2 separate regions of the Mus musculus genome follow, and region 2 is linked to region 1. The links are chromatin loops, found by intact Hi-C in ENCODE. Cell type or tissue: heart. All regions are shown on one strand. Each heading gives the region's core, and the rest is flanking DNA. Links, peaks and the distances in the headings are about the cores only.

Region 1 (7,920 bases), core at 956-5,955:
ACCATGTAGTTAAAGTGGTCACCAGAATCCAGGGAGTGGGGAGGGACTGGGGAAGGAGGCGGTCTCCATCAGGGGCTCTGGAGCAATGGGAAGAATGAATCTTGATTTCTACACAAAATGAATTTAGGATAGAATTAACCATGAAAGCTCAAGAAATCAAGCTTTAGAAAAGCCAGCATAAAAAGTTTACGACCTTGGTGTATGCAAAATACTGCTTATATGGGATACAGGAAGGGCCATGATAAAGTGAGTGTTTGGCCTTCATTAAAATTTAAAGCAGTTTTTTTTTGTTTGTTTTGTTTTCTTTTGTTTTACTTTTTCATCAAACAGGAAAATAAGAAACCAGGGACAGAAAAGGAGAGACTTAAAGTTCCCGAGTCTGACAAAGACATTCAAAATAGATCAATACATCCTCAAATTGTCACTGCAAGGAGTTTCATTGAAGAGGGAAGCAAACTGTCGTAGTGGGAGAACTTCATGAGTGTGGGCATGCATCCTCAAGACTGGATCTCGGGATGGTGCATAGACCCAGGGAACATAGCAGGCCAGGCACACTGGGTAGAATGTTAAGGGTAGGAGATGAGAAGAAGGATAGGAAACTGCAAGATGGTACCAGGAAGCTAGGCACAGACAGCTAGGAGCAGTCCCCTTCAAAATTCTATCTGTAGCTGGTGCTTTTGAGAATTACCACAGAACACATAGAAATGGGCATAGAAGTGGGAGGAATAGCCATCTTCCACACGCAGGTTGTGGAACTCGAAGAGGACAAAGTGAGGCAACTAAGTAGGCAGAACACATGACCCTGGGGCTAGAGTGATCGTTGGTCCCCACCACTCAAGAACATGAATGCACAGCTCTTCACGCCTCTAGGCAAGGCATGGAGGACTTCAGACCAAAGCTATTCTGAACTCATGGATAGGATGGGAAATCACAGCTGATAGCCAGGGGATGGTTGTCATTGGTTCTCTCTTACTTAAAACATTAAGGTTTTTTTTTTTTTTTTAAACAACAAAGCATATAACAGGAGCTCAAAAACATTAGCTAGGAAACAAATGAATGGGTGAATGAATGAAAGAAAGAATGGGTGGGTGGATTAATGGATGGATGGATGGATGAATGGAAGGATGAATGAATGAATAAATGCCTGGATGGATGGATGAATAAATGAATGAATGGATGAATGGATGGATGAATGGAAAGATGGATGGATGGATGGATGAGTGGATGGATGGATAGATGGATGAATGAGTGACTGAATGGATGGTATTCAGGTACTCTGTGCACCATGGGCAGCTTTCGGAGCACTCTGATCATAATTCTGTTTCTTATTTTGATGCTTTGTTTTCACTAAATGGTTTTCTGGAACCAGTTGCCAGAACTTTCCAGTCATATGCTTGTCGAATTGTCCATTTACAAAGCAATGGTTCAGCCCAAATGTGTACCTTCCCAGACTAGGGAATGAGCTGTGCTATACCATACAGCAATTCCAAGGCATTTGCAAAAAATAATTATCCCTCTTTCATCCGGGAGGCTTGTTATCTGAATAAATGTTTCCCTGATAAAGCTTGCAGCTGGGTTGGGTTTGAGAAATACAACAATTAAGAGTCATGGGACAGGAGCTCAAAAAAGGGTTCTCTCTCCACACGCGCATTTGCTTCCTACATCTCTGATTAGGAAGAACAGGGCCCGAGTGTGCCTGCCAACGCGGGGCTGATTGCTAATCAAGTGGCCACGGTAGACGCCAGCCAAAGAAAATGAGAAAACAAATGGACATGCTGATTAGTTTTCTCCAAACATCTTAAGAGACGCACTGGGGGCCCGAGGTGAGTAGGTAAGATGCACCCAGCTCGCTCTGTTTGCCAACTACACCTGAAGCAAACTCAGTACTAAAGAAGGAAGGGTAGGCCCAGGCCCCAAACTGAAGGCAGCCACAAGCCAGCCCTTGGGAGAAATAATGGTGGCAATTATAATGACCATAACTGCTGAGATTCAGCTCTGTGCAAGTATGGCGATGTTTATTGTCTCATTCCAGTCTCCAAATGACTCCGTGTGGTGACTGCTGGTTATGCTGCCTCCATTCCACAGGTGTAAAGCCCAAAACTACAGAACAGGGTATATGCTCAAGGCAATACTGTCTGGTGTGTGTGTGTGTGTGTGTGTGTGTGTGTGTGTGTGTGTGTGTGTGTGTAAGATGTATGTGTGGATGCACGAAGAAGCCAGAGGGCAATCTCAGGTGTCATTTCTTGGGATATGTTCAATCTTGTCTTCTATTTCCTTTATAGATATATTTTATTATTTTTTCCATTACATTATTATTGGTTATTGTATTTATTTACATTTAAAATGTTGTCTCCCTTCCCAATCTCCCCACTGAAAACCCCCGTCCCATCCCTCTCCCCTTTGCCCCTAGGAGGGTGCTCCCCACTCACCCACCCACTCATACCTCACCGCTCTAGCACCCTCCTATGCTGGGGCATCGAGCCTCCACAGGACCAAGGGCCTCCCCTCCCATTGATGTCAGATAAGGCAGTCCTCTGCTATATATGTGGCTGGAGCCATGGACCCATCCATGTATACTCTTTGGTTGGTGGTTTAGTCCCTGGGAGCTCTGGGGAAGGGGTCCGGTTAGTTGATATTGTTGTTGTTCTTCCTATGAGGTAGCAATGCCCTTGAGCCCCTTCAGGCTTTCAGCTAAGCTCTTCCATTGGGGTCCCCAGGCTCAGTCCAATGGTTGGTTGTGAGTATCTGCATCTGTATTAGTCAGGTGCTGGCAGAGCCTCTCAGAAGACAGCTATGCCAGGCTCCTGTCAGCAAGCACTTCTTGGCATCAGCAATAGTGTCTTTTAAGACAGGGACCCTCAATGGCCTGTTACCCACAGATATGCTAGGCTAGTTCCCTAGCAGTCTCCAGGGACCCACCTGCCTGCCTTTCTTGGTACTTTCTTGTGTACCTTCAGATGTACACTATTTCACCAGCTTTCTTCCCCCATGAGCTTTAGGGGTTAAACTCAGTTTCTCATGCTTACAAAGCACTTTGCTGGTGGAGCTATTTCCTTGGCTCAGCAAAGTGACACATTTAAGTGATAGCATTCGAATTCATTCTGATATCTTCATCTCTAAATTCCAGGCTTGATTGCTGACTTTTAACCCCATAAATTCCAAGGAATCACAAGTGCTCTTCATAGCACCTACAGCAACAGCACGGGGAAAATGGGGTACCATATTTGACAAGTTTGGGACCCACAGGTCAATGTACTGACTCATATTTTTTTTTAGTTAAGAATATTTATTTGTATAGGGCCCATATCACTTCTGTAGATGCAGAACAATGTTCGCACACGCGCGCGCGCGCACACACACACACACACACACACACACACACACCATAGTTAAATTTCAGAAGAAACAGAAATCTGGGCTTTCTTCACTAGACGATACTAGCCACAAACAGTATAAATCTTGAGGTAAGCTTTCACTTTTGTAAAAAGCGAACAGAAAACCAGTATCAAAACCAAGAAGGAGGAGCAAGAGTAGAGGGTCCCCAGATGCTCCATAGTGATTTTATACTTATGGTAAGAGAACCGGTGCAGGCAAATCGCCATGACTGAACATCCTTTGAAGTTCAACAGTGAGGCCAGAGCTTACTCAACACTCTGACTCCTGGTTTCTGATGCGTCTTCCAGCAACTCCCTGACAGAGCAACTTCAGGAAGGACCAGGGTTACCTCAGCCCACGCTTCAGAGATAATCACCCTTTGTGACAGGCAGGCGCTGCAGCAGGAGCATGAGGCTTTATTTCCTTTATGGAGTCTGAGTCCCCAGCACATAGAGTGTTGCTCCCCACATTTAGGATGGTTCTCTCTACCTCAATTAACCTGATCTAGAGGACCCCTCATAGGCACGCCCAGAGGCTTGTCCCCTCAGTGATTCTGGAGCCTATCGAGTTGACTATATTAAGCCCCACAAAGAGGGTCTTGGTCAGGCTCATTCCTCAGACTCCATCTTAGTTCATCTTTCTGTGGCTTAGACAATTCCTCCTCTGCTACAAAGGTGTTGCTTTGTGTCTGAGGGTTTTCCCCAGAACCACAGGAGATTCATTCAGCGCATGCTCCATCTTAGGTTTCCATCCCATAAACCAAGAGGATGTTGGCCCGTACCCTCATTCTATGCCTTGCCAGTGCTGGTGGTATCTAGAAAAATCCTAGAACTTTCTGATGGAGAGGTAGTCATAGACTAATGGTCTTATTTAACTCTGGAATATATACTTCATGCATATGCAAATCTACTGTTGTAGAGAGTAAGTACTATGGATTAAAACCTTTTCTGGGGTTGGCTCTCAACTGAGAGGGGCTGGCATGAATGTCTCTCTAGATGCTTGGTGTTAACCCAGCTCCTCCTCAGGTAAGAGAATCTATGCCCTCTGCATTATTCTTGTTGTTCCCATAATGACTTGTGTTCATTCGTGAGTGTCCCCGCTCCCCAAATGTCATAGTGAGCGAGCATGGGAGAAGAAGGTAATGGTGACATTCGTTACCCTGTATGCTGAAGTTGCTCCTGCCAACTTGCCTCACACTGTGGCTTAACACTCCTCGTTCCTACACGGACACATCTGTTCTCCACGGCTGTTGTTTCTCTATGCTGCTTAAATAAGCTGCCCGCACTCAGCCTGATGTCCCCCTTGAAGTTTCGTTGAACACAGCCATCGTCTCAGGCTACCTCAGGACTCCCTGAGAGACCAGGATATCAGGCTTTGAACAGAGACAATAGCAGACTCACTCGGGGCCAGTTCAGGCTGCGTAAGGTTGGAGTTGAGTTATCTCTCTCACAAGCACAGTCCTTTCAGGCACTGCAAAGCTCAATATTGAAAATATCGTATTATCTCATCTAAGGCTTGTGGAGACCACTGATATCTGAGGAGGCTAATCTAAAAGAACCCATTGATCAGTTAATCCTCTCAGCTCTCAGAGAGAGCTCCATTCCTGCATTAAGCAGACCCCCAGGAAGCTAAACTCTCTGTAGGACCGCATTCACGGCCTCCACATCCCTTTTCATGTCTTCTCTGGGGTAGGATTTACAAAGGAACTTGGGTGTTTTCATATTGCTGGGAAAATAGCTGCAGGAGAAGCTATTGCTTGTGTGGCTCAGTGCCCTTCTGTACAGGCTCTGGCATTTCTGCCAAACGGGGGTTGTGTTGAGGGGGGACCATTCTCATCCCCAGTCAGCAGGCTGCATCTCCGTCACCTCAGTCCAGCTTTCCATAGTGACAGGAAAACACAAGGTAAACTTGGTGCTATATTTCAAAGCTAACATGTAATTATTGTTCTTATACATTATAGTTTGTCTTTTTAAAAAAAGTTTTGTTTTGTTTTGTTTTTTGTAATTGGGATTTTCATTAACTATTTAAAGACACATGTATAGCTCAGTGGTAAACTGAATGGGAAAGGCCTTGATTTCCTAGCATCAGAAAAGAAAAGACCAAAGTGTCAGAGGCAAAGAAAGAAAGGAGGGCTGGTGGAGAGCTAAGAGTAGCTAAGTAATGGTGGGCAGTGAAGTCTAATAGAGTTGGAGACCTAAAGAGACCACACAGAAGACCTGAGTCAGAATATCCCACCTTAGGAAGATGGGGTTGAGAGTCACTAAGGCTCTGCAGCCTGGAGGCGTTTATTCCAACTGTACTGGTCAAGGGCTTCTCTTAGGAAAAGAGTATGAAGCACAGGGTTGATTCTACAACCTGTAATCCAAGCACCCAAGCAGCCGAGGTAAGAGTATCTATTCTTGCAAGTTTGATACAAGCCTGGTCTACACAGTGAGTTCCAGGCCAGCTATAGACAGTAAGGTCATGGCTAATCATGTCACACACACACACACACACACACACACACACACACACACACACAAATAGATGTGTTTAATAAGAAGAACATAATCTATAAACCACACAGATATTATCATCGCTACAAAATAGTTTTCAAGTAGACATGACTATGGATGGATCATATGTCTTTGGTTCTTGGGTCCAGGGATAACATAAGAAGGGTAATCTCCATGGTCACTGGTTCAACACTGTATATACTGGGACAACACCTTCTACATATTTACCAGGTACTAGTTCCAACACCGGGGTTTAGAACAGATCTCTGAGTAAACAGTATAATAGCTTTGTGCAGGTAATAGCTTTGTTCTTCTGGAATGTGTGACTCAAAGAGAAAGTGACTCCATTTAAAAGTCCTCCCCACCTAGCCAACGAAAATAAAGCAGCCAAGAAAGAAAACAGCTTAAAAATTATCATGAGTGTTTATAGAAATGGGCCTTGATATCTCTGTGACCAGCACAGGACATGAGTCACAGATTGGATAAAAATTAAAAACAAAACAAAAAAAACCCAATATGGCTGCTCTTCCAGTGGGAAACAGGTCTCTAGAGTTTTTGCCAAATGCTGGTTACTATTGTTAGTTCTTTGACCAGAATAGAGTCCTCTGTAGATCTCATTTTTCAGTGGTGTGTGGGGCTAAGAGGGGGACTGCCTGCCTAGGACATGTCTGAGTTATGGTGATACCATGTTAGGGTTGTAGCACACACCTGAGAGGCCTGAGGAAAAGCGTGTCTCTGTGGTAGTCTTCACATCACTAAGGACTCCAAAAGAGAGCTCACAGAGGAGCCAAAGAAGAGACACAGAACTTAGTAGCCAGTGGGGCCAATGGTTGAACCAAGCTACCCTGTTCCATCTTCTCTACCCATAAGTCTACCAGTGTTGAGCAGTGCACATGAATAGGGTTGACAGTACCTCCTCTCATGGGGTTGGTTGAGGGTGCACCTTGCCCACTGACATTGATAGGTATTGAAAGAACTATCAGATGAACTTGGTGTGCAGATGTAGCAATCCCCCGGTGGGCCCCAGTTGACTTTCTGAATGAGAGGTAATGCTAGTAAGTTTTTGCCAACTTGACACAATCTAGAACCTTCCTAATGCTGTGTCCCTTTAATACAGTTCCTCATGTTGTGGTGACCCCCAACCACAAAATTATTTTCATTGCTCCTCCATAACTGTGATTTTGCTGCTGTTATGAATTGTAATGTAAATATCTGAAATGCAGGATACCTGATATGCCACCCCTGTGGGGTCATTGAACCCCACAAAGGGGCTACAACCATAGGTTGAGAACTACTGATCTAGAGTTACCAGGGAGGAGAGAATCTCAATCAAAGAACTGTCTCCATAAGATTGGTAGATGGGCACGTCTGTAGACATGTTCTTAATTGTTAACTCATATAAGTGGCCCAACCCATTGTGGATGGAGCCATCCCTCAGCAGGTGGACCTCTGCTTTATAAGAAGGCAAGTCCGACAGCAAGCTCTTGTTGGCATCTGCAATAGTGTCTGGGTTTGGTGGTTGTATATGGGATGGATCCCCAGGTGGGCAGTCTCTGGATGGTCATTCCTTCAGTCTCTGCTTCACATTTTGTCTCTGTAACTCCTTCCATGGGTATTTTGTGCCCTCTTCGAAGAAGGATCAAAGTAATCCACACTTTGGTCTTCCTTCTTCTTGAGTTTCATGTGTTTTGCGCAAACCCAGACACTATTGTGGATGCCAACAAGAGCTTGCTGACAGGAGCCTGATATAGCTGTCTCCTGAGAGACTCTGCCAGTGCCTGACAAATACAGAAGTGGATGCTCACAGCCATGCATTGGATGGAGCACAGGATTCCCAATGAAGGAGCTAGAGAAAGGACCCAAGGAGGTGAAGGGGTTTGCAGCCCCATAGGAGGAACAACAATATGAATCAACTAGTACCCCCAGAGCTCTCAGGGACTAAACTACCAACCAATGAAAACACATGATGGGACTTATGGCTAGAGCAAGATAGGTAGCAGAAGATGGCCTAGTCAGTCATCAATGGGAGGAGAGGCCCTTGGTCCTGTGA
Region 2 (7,920 bases), core at 1,821-6,820, 290 kb after region 1:
AGTGCCCTGCACCACTTATCTCAAGTGTCCTGTCCCCTCTCCTCTAGATGCCTCCTCTCTATGAACTCAGGCCCACAATACCCTCTCCCAGCCATATCCCCCTCCAGACATTTGCTACCTTGAAGCTGGATGACCTTGTGAGAGTGGAAATCAGACTGTGCCACTCCCTGTGATCTACAGAGCTGCCCATCACTTGGAAACAAACATTGAAACTCTTGAAGTGACCAGCAAAGGCCCAAGGGCTTGCCACTTCTTGGCCATACCCCTTACCACTGTTCAGGCTGGGTTGTCCTTCTGCACAGAGGCATTACTCAGTCTGTGCCTTCCTTGTGGATTGCCTCTCCCATGCCCACCTTCTCCTAGGCTTCAGTACACCTACTTCCTCCTGAAGCTTTGCGCTCCATCACAAGGCTGTCAGAGAAGTCTCCTAGACCTTGTATCTGGGTCTGATGCCTTCCTGACTTCTATTATCCATCTGTTCATCCATTCATGTTTGCTGGATGCCTACGCTGTGCCAGGTACTGTTGTGATCCACAGGAATACAGACTTGGATGAATCAGATGACAGCAATATGTGCCATCACGGGGTGGATAATTTCAGTTAGCGGTGTGCATGGTGGTTCAACCTCACACCACTGTGTTGCCTTCCTCCGCGGTGGTTGTCTTGCTTTTAAATTATTCATTAATTGATATTGATTCCCCCCTGCCAAGCAGAGCCCCCAAGAGAACAGAAACTGAATCGGCCATATTAGCAGCAGGACCCTAAGACACCACACTCTTATATGAAACACAGTTGACTGCCACAGAAATCCTAGATATCTGCAGGCCTACTGGTCCAAAGTGAATTCTCCTGCGAGCAACTTATTTCAGTCCTGAGGCCTGAGAGGGAGAGTCCCTCACCACACCCCTTTGAAAAGTCTCTATGCACCTACTTTGCCTGCAGTTTTGACTTGAACCAAGGGCCAGCCGACTTTTCTGCAAAGAGACAGACGGCATTGAAGGCCAGGCAGCTCTGACTCTGTTGTTCAAGCACAAAGCAGCCAGTAACAATGCTATAAACAAAAGAGGGGTGGCTTCAGTCCAAGAAAACTATTTATAAGAACGAGCTTCAGGCAGGAACCAGCCCACAGGCTATAACTTGTCACCTCTGAGTCAGATGTCCCCAAATGCCTACAGCTCCTGGCAGTTGAGGGTGAGCCTGTCCTGCCCAGCCCAGCTATGGATCCTACCCCAATTCTGAAGCACATGCCCCAGGAGGACACAGCCGCCATCTCTGTCCTGGATCACACAACACAAATGGTATTCCTCCACCTGGAAGCGAGGCAACAGCCCACGGGGACCAGAGACAGGGATGATGGCTGCCACATTCCCTTGCAGGTCTCCAGGCTCTGCAGGAAGATGAGCTCACTTCTGGCCCTCCCTGGGCATGTGTCAATGCTTCCGCCCTCCACCCAGCCCAGCTTGTATTCATCTGGGAGACACGGGGTCTTTGTGCCTCTACAGAAGATGGGTGACACTGGGTGGTGTCTTTGAAGTTAGATGTGACATGCCAAAACGTGCCTGTTGCTAATGTTAATTTTCAAGAACTTGACTTTGGCTGGCAGTGGGAAAAAAAAAATCACTTGACTTCTGGATTGTATAGTTATTTTTACCCTCCCTTGGGAGTGGGGGGTGGGGGTTGTAACTATGGCAAAGAGTCCTCAGAGGCCTGCTCAATACAATGGGACGAGACACACAGGTTACTGTAATGTTTGTGGAGCCAGAGAACATCTACAGCACTGGTACTGCATTCAGGACCACAGTGAGAACCAAATGTTCAAGACAGATGCGAACCATCACCAGCAGTGTGGAGGTTTGAATGAGAAATACTCTCCATTGGCTCAGGTGTTGAACACTTGGATCCCACTCAGTGGCGCCATCTGGGGAGCTGATGTACCCTTGCTGAAGAAGTCTATCACTGGGAGGGGGGGAGGGGAGGGGGCAGGCTTTGGGTTCATAGCCTTGCCTCACTTCCAGTTTGTTCTCTGCTTCGTATTTGCAATTGAGAATGTGATTTCTCAGCTACCCGTTCCTGCGCCCCCCCCCACACCCCCGCTCCTGAAACATGGGGATGTGGAGGGTGTAACATATCACAGGTCACATATCATATCTCTAACATACCAGGCTTCACAGTGACTCAGCGCTGCAGGGACGCTGCAGGTCTACATGTCATTACTGTGAGTGGAGCCTCCAGTCTGGGTACTGTTAATCCCCAAGAGCTCTGATAATAATTTTCTGGGGGAGGAGGGGCAGCCTTGGTGCACCCACAGCCACATCTGTGTATTTCATCATAGGGATCCAAAAGCCACCTGCTCCTCCCTTTCATCACCTTCATTACTGTGTGCCACTATTACTATGTGAATGTGTGGTGTGTGTGCACATGTGGGGTCAGGGAGTGCATACACTTGTGTGCACTTGTTCAGAGTCTACACGACTGCTCCACCACTCCCTGTCGTGTTCCCTTGAGGCAGGTTTTCTCACTGAATCTGAAGGTGGACTGGTGGCCACCAAGCCCTAGTGATCCTTCTGTCTCCGTCTGTCATGGCGCCGGGGTTTCAGACACATTGGTTTTGGGGGGATTTTTAAACCCAAGTCCTGATGTTTGTACAACAAACACTCTTACCCACAGGGCCAATACCCCATGCCCATGCAACTTCCTTTTAAAGTAACATATCACTAAGAAGTTATCCATGTTGATTGGATTGAGCCTCAGTTTATGAGAACAGAGTCATTCAGTGATGGGTTCAAGGGCGTGGAATTCCTACAGTGGGTGCTGTGCTTCGGGGAGGGGCTGGGGAGTTTTCTGACCAAATGCAAAGTAGGTTCTGTCCTGAAGGGGCAGTAGTGGCTCAGCTCCTGCCAACCAGCACCACTTAGAAAGAGAGCTTAAATAAATAGCAAGGGCCGCCGAGTTTTCAAGAAATGCAGGGAACCTGAAGCATCTTTCAAAGATATTGATGTCATGAATTTAAAAAAAAAAATGGGCACCAGTTGTCCTCTCCCCCCCACCCCCACCCATTGGTTCAAGCAGACCAGGGGCTGCCAGTCTGCAAGCCCTGTCCAGAAGCCAGAGCAGAAGCGTTGGGACACATCCCAGCAAGCAGATGGCAGGAGCTCCAGTCTGCTAATCACCCAATCCACCTCCCCCTCTGGGCTCTGCCTAGGTGGGGAGATGTCTCAGATGCCAGTCTTAACCCAAGAGAGAAGGAGGACTCTCACTTTTAACCCGAGGATACAGCCACCATCCCACATCTGTGGTGGCAGAGGAGACGAGCCCTGGAGAATTGTGTTGGCAGCATCCCTCAGGAGGCCAGATTCTCCAAGGCGTCTGGACACCTTGCTGACAGCTAAATGGAAGGAGGGCCCAAGCCTCTGGCTACTTGACTTGATTCTACCAGACTGGTCATTGTGATTGGATGACAGACGAATATTTCCCTCTCCTTTTCAGGAGGTGCTGGGGCACAAGCTGAGACTGGGGGATTCACTCTTCTGGATGGTGTGTCTTGGGGGGAAAAATTATCTTCTTTCCCAGACGGAATGGTTTCTGCTTCTGCTGCCTGAAGAACAAAGCCAGATCCAACCAAAATCAAAAGGCCAGGACATGTCCAAACTTCATTATAGTCCAGACTGCGTTGTCTGCAAAGCCCTTTGAAAATCACTCCTGCCTTCGCCTTTCTAGGGAAGGAAGGATGGAGGAGTGAAGATAGAACAGGGACCACAGCAACGAGAAGAAGGGAAGAGAGAAGGATGAACAGCTCAATGGGGAATGACAGAACCTCCCATCCAGGACAGCCTGTAGCAGAAAATCTCGAAGAAAGAGACTTTCCTTCTGAAGGACCCGCTTTGCTTCACAGGAATTCTCCAGACCGAGAACTGCAGGCTCGGGATTTTGTAAGGCTGTGGATGGAGCCCCCTTCTGGAGAAAAATTTCACCAGGTACAAAACAAGATCAAACCACACAAAGATGGGCATGTGTGCGCACACACGCAACCGCTGACCGATTTTTGGCTGTTAGGATAATGTGCCTGTCAGCCAGGGAGGGATGGAAAGGGCAGCTTTGGCTTCCACAAAACAGGAGTTACCTGGGCTCCTAGGGTAGCTGTACTTCTAGACAGCAAGGAAAGATAAGGTTTTGAAGACATGAGCGCTCCCTTCATCCAGAGAGTTAACTTCAGGTGACCAAGTGATTGTCATAGCTGATTGTCATAGCCAAGTCCTAGTTCCTGAAGATAGTACCATGGCTGGGTATAATTTTCTTGGAGGGTGGGGGAGGATGGGTGATTTTACTTTAACACACAGAGGATCTTCTCTTCTAGAAGAGAGGAGGTAGAAGAGGAAGATCTGCTAAGAAGACCTTTGAGGCTTCCAGTAACATGCTGGAGTTACATAAATCCAGGTCACTTACTCAGCCTGGCGGTGTATTAAAACTATTTTGGGGTTTGCTAAAAATATTTATAAGAGTGTTTAGACATGTGAACTTTTACCACTTTAAATCCTTGGTCCCCTAGAACTTTTGAACAGTGCAGGCTGCCTTAAGCAGGAGCCACAGGCTGGAGGTGCCCTCTCAGGCTCTGAGTCCCTGCCCTCATCGGAAAGGCTTTGCACATGAACCAGGCTCTTAAAATAGAATGGGCAGAGTGGCGGCCACATGAGAAGTTGTGGAGACTCACTTAAAGTCCTGAAATGCCAGACTCTCACTCTCTCTCGGGGAGAACTTTCCCACTTCAAGCCAGAGCCACAGAATCCCAGGGAATACTTCTCGGGAACACATGGAGGGACAGTCTCAAGACCTGAGCCACTCCCTAGAAGTTAATTCTTGGGGGATTGCTCATGCATTGTGCGAAGCTGGGCTGGGTGGAAGTGCTGCCTCCCAGGAGTGGGCAATCCCTACCACAGTGGAATTTCTAACTCACACTTCTGCTCCTTTGGGTCAGTGGCCAAATTCCAGCTGCTGCTTCCGGGACAGGTTTTCCCAGAACACCCGGGGTGGGGGTGAGAAAAAAGGTCTTCTAGTCCTTATTGTTTAGAACCGCGCCCCCCCCCCCCAGCCCACCTCACCCCCAATGCATGCAAATGTGGAAGGTGGCAAGTCTGCCAATGAGCAGCCAGAGACTGATAGCTTCCAAGCTGGGCCCAGTGCCTGCTTTATGTTTGACTGCATGGAAAAACACACACAGGCTTGCCCTAGCTCTGCAGGGCAGTGAGTAATTCACTTTTTCACATTGTTTTTGTCATTCCTCTGTTTCCTTTCTGCCTCAGGAAAGTTTGGGTTGGGCTTGTTGACTCAAAGGCACTGAGACACCCCACCACCACCACCACACACACACATATGTTCATTTTTCTTGGAGGCACAAAGACCCAAGCCTCCAACCCCCTGCGTTTAAGCCTGTTGTTGGTGAACTCCGCTGCACCTTGCATGGGGTGGAGACTATTTCCCCTCCAGGTGCTTCAGCCCAGAGAACAGCAGTCACTATCTTCATGCAGATGAGCGCTCTGATTATGCAAGACAATCAAAGTGAGAGCTAAAACCCCCCAGGGCTGGCCATTTATTTACAGTTCAGAAGCAACTGAGTGGGCTTTTAAAGCCACCTTTGCCAGCCGGCCCTGCGGGAGAAGAAGACACCCCTGTTGCTCTGCAGAGGTGCCCCATAGGAAGCCCCTAGGCCCCTGGCAGGCTCCCCGGAGCTCCCCCACCTCCACCCCCAGTCTGCTGTGCCCATAGATAAGCATCAGTTTGCATGAGCCCTGGAACCTAATACATACTAAGACAGGAGAACTAGAAAAGTCCCGGGTAAGGCAGGAGTCCATGCCCCAGATGCCAACCGCTCCCAGAGAGGCGGGACTTGTGAAATCCACTGCCTAGGGCTGCCTGTTGCACGCTGCCTTGTTCACCCAGCAGGTCCAGGGTTGATGATGGTAATAGATTCTTCTACTGTGGAGAGCCTGAAAGCTCAGCTTTGCCCATGGTGGGTCTACTAGCATTAGAGGACAGGAAGGATCTGTCTGGATCTTTCTACCCAGGTGTGCTCTGCCCCACCTTGCGAAATTAGGAGGCACACAACCTTCTCTGCCTTAGGGATAGTTAGAGCCCTGGAGAGGTGGGGAGCTGCTTCCAAAGCAACGATGGGATCCATAGCAGGGCCCTAGAGAATCAGCTAGAAAACCTCTAATAGAAAAGAGCAACAACTGTGTGTGCCCCAGGACTGTGTGTCCACTGACAGAGATGTCAGAACTCAGGACAGGAGAGCCTGCCCAGCAGAAAGCATCTTACTACTCTGTCACCCAGGGTCCTGGCAGGGTCACACACTCACACACACACCCTTGGGTCATTTCTATGGTCATTGCATTTCTGGGGTGCCAGCTCCTCTCCAGCAGCCATCTCCCCTTAGAAGGCTTCCTACCGAACCCTGACTTCATCTCCAGTTTCCCACTTCATGTACAACCCCGTGCCTCTTCCACTGGAACCCAAGAATCCTGCCCAGAAAACTCAACACCCATGCCTCAGGCATTCCCGCACCCCCCCCCCCCATTCTCTCTGCATGGCCCTGCACTTCTGCAACTACCCACTTGTAGACTGCCAGTTCTAGTTCCCAGAGGCTGCCTAAAAGGACAAGGAGGGACCGAGCCAGTATGCCAGCATGCTTCCTGGAGCTTCAGTCCTTAGAGGAGGACTGGGCGTGCCTCCTCAGCCTCCAGTGCCTCTGGCCTGTCCCCTAAGTGTTGCTTTCCTACACCCAAACTTCCAGGGATCTCCGAGCTTCAGCCGGGCTGAGGAGAGCCCCAACATGCCTCTCCTGCTCTCCCAACCTTGCCCTGGCACCGCAAGGATCTGGAGGGTTATCTGCCAGGCAGCTGCAGCCTGGTGAGGAGGCTTGAACTTTTCCTTGTGCTCAGCGCCACCCGCCCGCCCGGGGAAGACAACAGAGGCTGCAGCCTGGGCTCGGGCAGGAGCTCCAGCTGTCTGGACAATGGGGGCCCAAGGGGCTGGGGGTAGTGGGCCTGCGCTATGCAGAGGAGACCGGGGATCGTGCTCAGGCCCCTTTCAGCCCGGAGCTGGAGAGCCGGAAGACCCCAAAGCCGGAGCGGCGGGCGCCTTGCTTTGAAAGACAGCAGCAGCCGGGCTGCGGAGATCCGCTGGCGGGAGGCGCCTTGCAGCTCGCCAGCCGAGCTGGGCGAAGAGAGGACGAGCGCCCCGGGAAGTCAGTGATGCCAGCTCCGGCCTCTCCCAGCCCGGCTGCCGGCTGAACCGAATGGCTCTTCCCGCCCCCCCTCCTCCCGGCTAAGGCACTGGGCTACGGGGCAAGCACAATCCCTAGGAGTCGCCTCGAAAGGAGTGTGTATCCGATGCACGAACCTCGGGAGGAGGCGAACCAAAGTTACCCTACTTGATGTCAGCCAGGATGTCGCTTTGCTTGCAAAAAGGCTCTGTCTTCCCTAGAATGAGCTTACACGCGCACACACACACACACACACACACACACACACACACACACACTAGCCGGCAAGAGGAGCCAGGCTCCTCTAGGATCGGAGCTGAGGGTGACCTCGCATCTGAGCTAGCCGGGTATATCTGCACGGCGGCTAGCAGAAGCCCCGCGTCCCTCCGATTGCTTCTGGCCATCACCAAGCAGGGCGATCTGAATGCAGAAAGCTGGTGGGAGCGCGCTGACTGCGGCTCACATTCCCTACCTGGGACAGCAGGACGCACAGGGTGAGCGGAGTTCTCGGCTGCATCTTGCCCGACTAGAAGAAGCGCCTGGCGGCGTTTGCATTCACACACGCGGCTGCACTGAGCATATTTTCCGTGGGAGCCAGCCTTTGAGGAGAGGCTCTGCCTCGCCAGCCAGCCAACTTCCCAAATAGATCAGCGGCAGCATCGCGA

What was found. Hi-C counts contacts between places; a loop is a spot of excess contacts. Peaks named below come from ENCODE experiments on the same cell type or tissue, not always from the same donor. Only the 100,000 strongest peaks of a DNase experiment are listed, where the experiment ranks them.
Region 2: it touches region 1 in a loop (2.1-fold over the local background); 2 of 42 quality-filtered maps call a loop at or near these places.

What each region holds. Positions count from the first base shown.
Region 1 is chr8:118,572,819-118,580,738 of GRCm38, reverse strand. The region is part of intron 2 of Cdh13 (cadherin 13); the gene reads right to left. Among named protein-coding and RNA genes, the nearest start is that of Gm24035, 150 kb to the right of the region's middle. In heart, for the core only: no CTCF peak of the experiment used is centred there; no DNase peak of the experiment used is centred there.
Region 2 is chr8:118,283,706-118,291,625 of GRCm38, reverse strand. It overlaps Cdh13 (cadherin 13), which reads right to left. Exons shown (of 14, transcript NM_019707.5): 1 at 7,728-7,920. The coding sequence starts at 7,772. The region is part of intron 2 of Gm51555 (a long non-coding RNA gene); the gene reads left to right. Among named protein-coding and RNA genes, the nearest start is that of Cdh13, 4.1 kb to the right of the region's middle. In heart, for the core only: CTCF peaks have their summits at 1,906, 2,881 and 3,962 (motif pointing left); DNase peaks (open chromatin) are centred at 3,208, 4,985, 5,835 and 6,705; H3K4me3 peaks cover 2,258 bases; H3K27ac peaks cover 3,155 bases.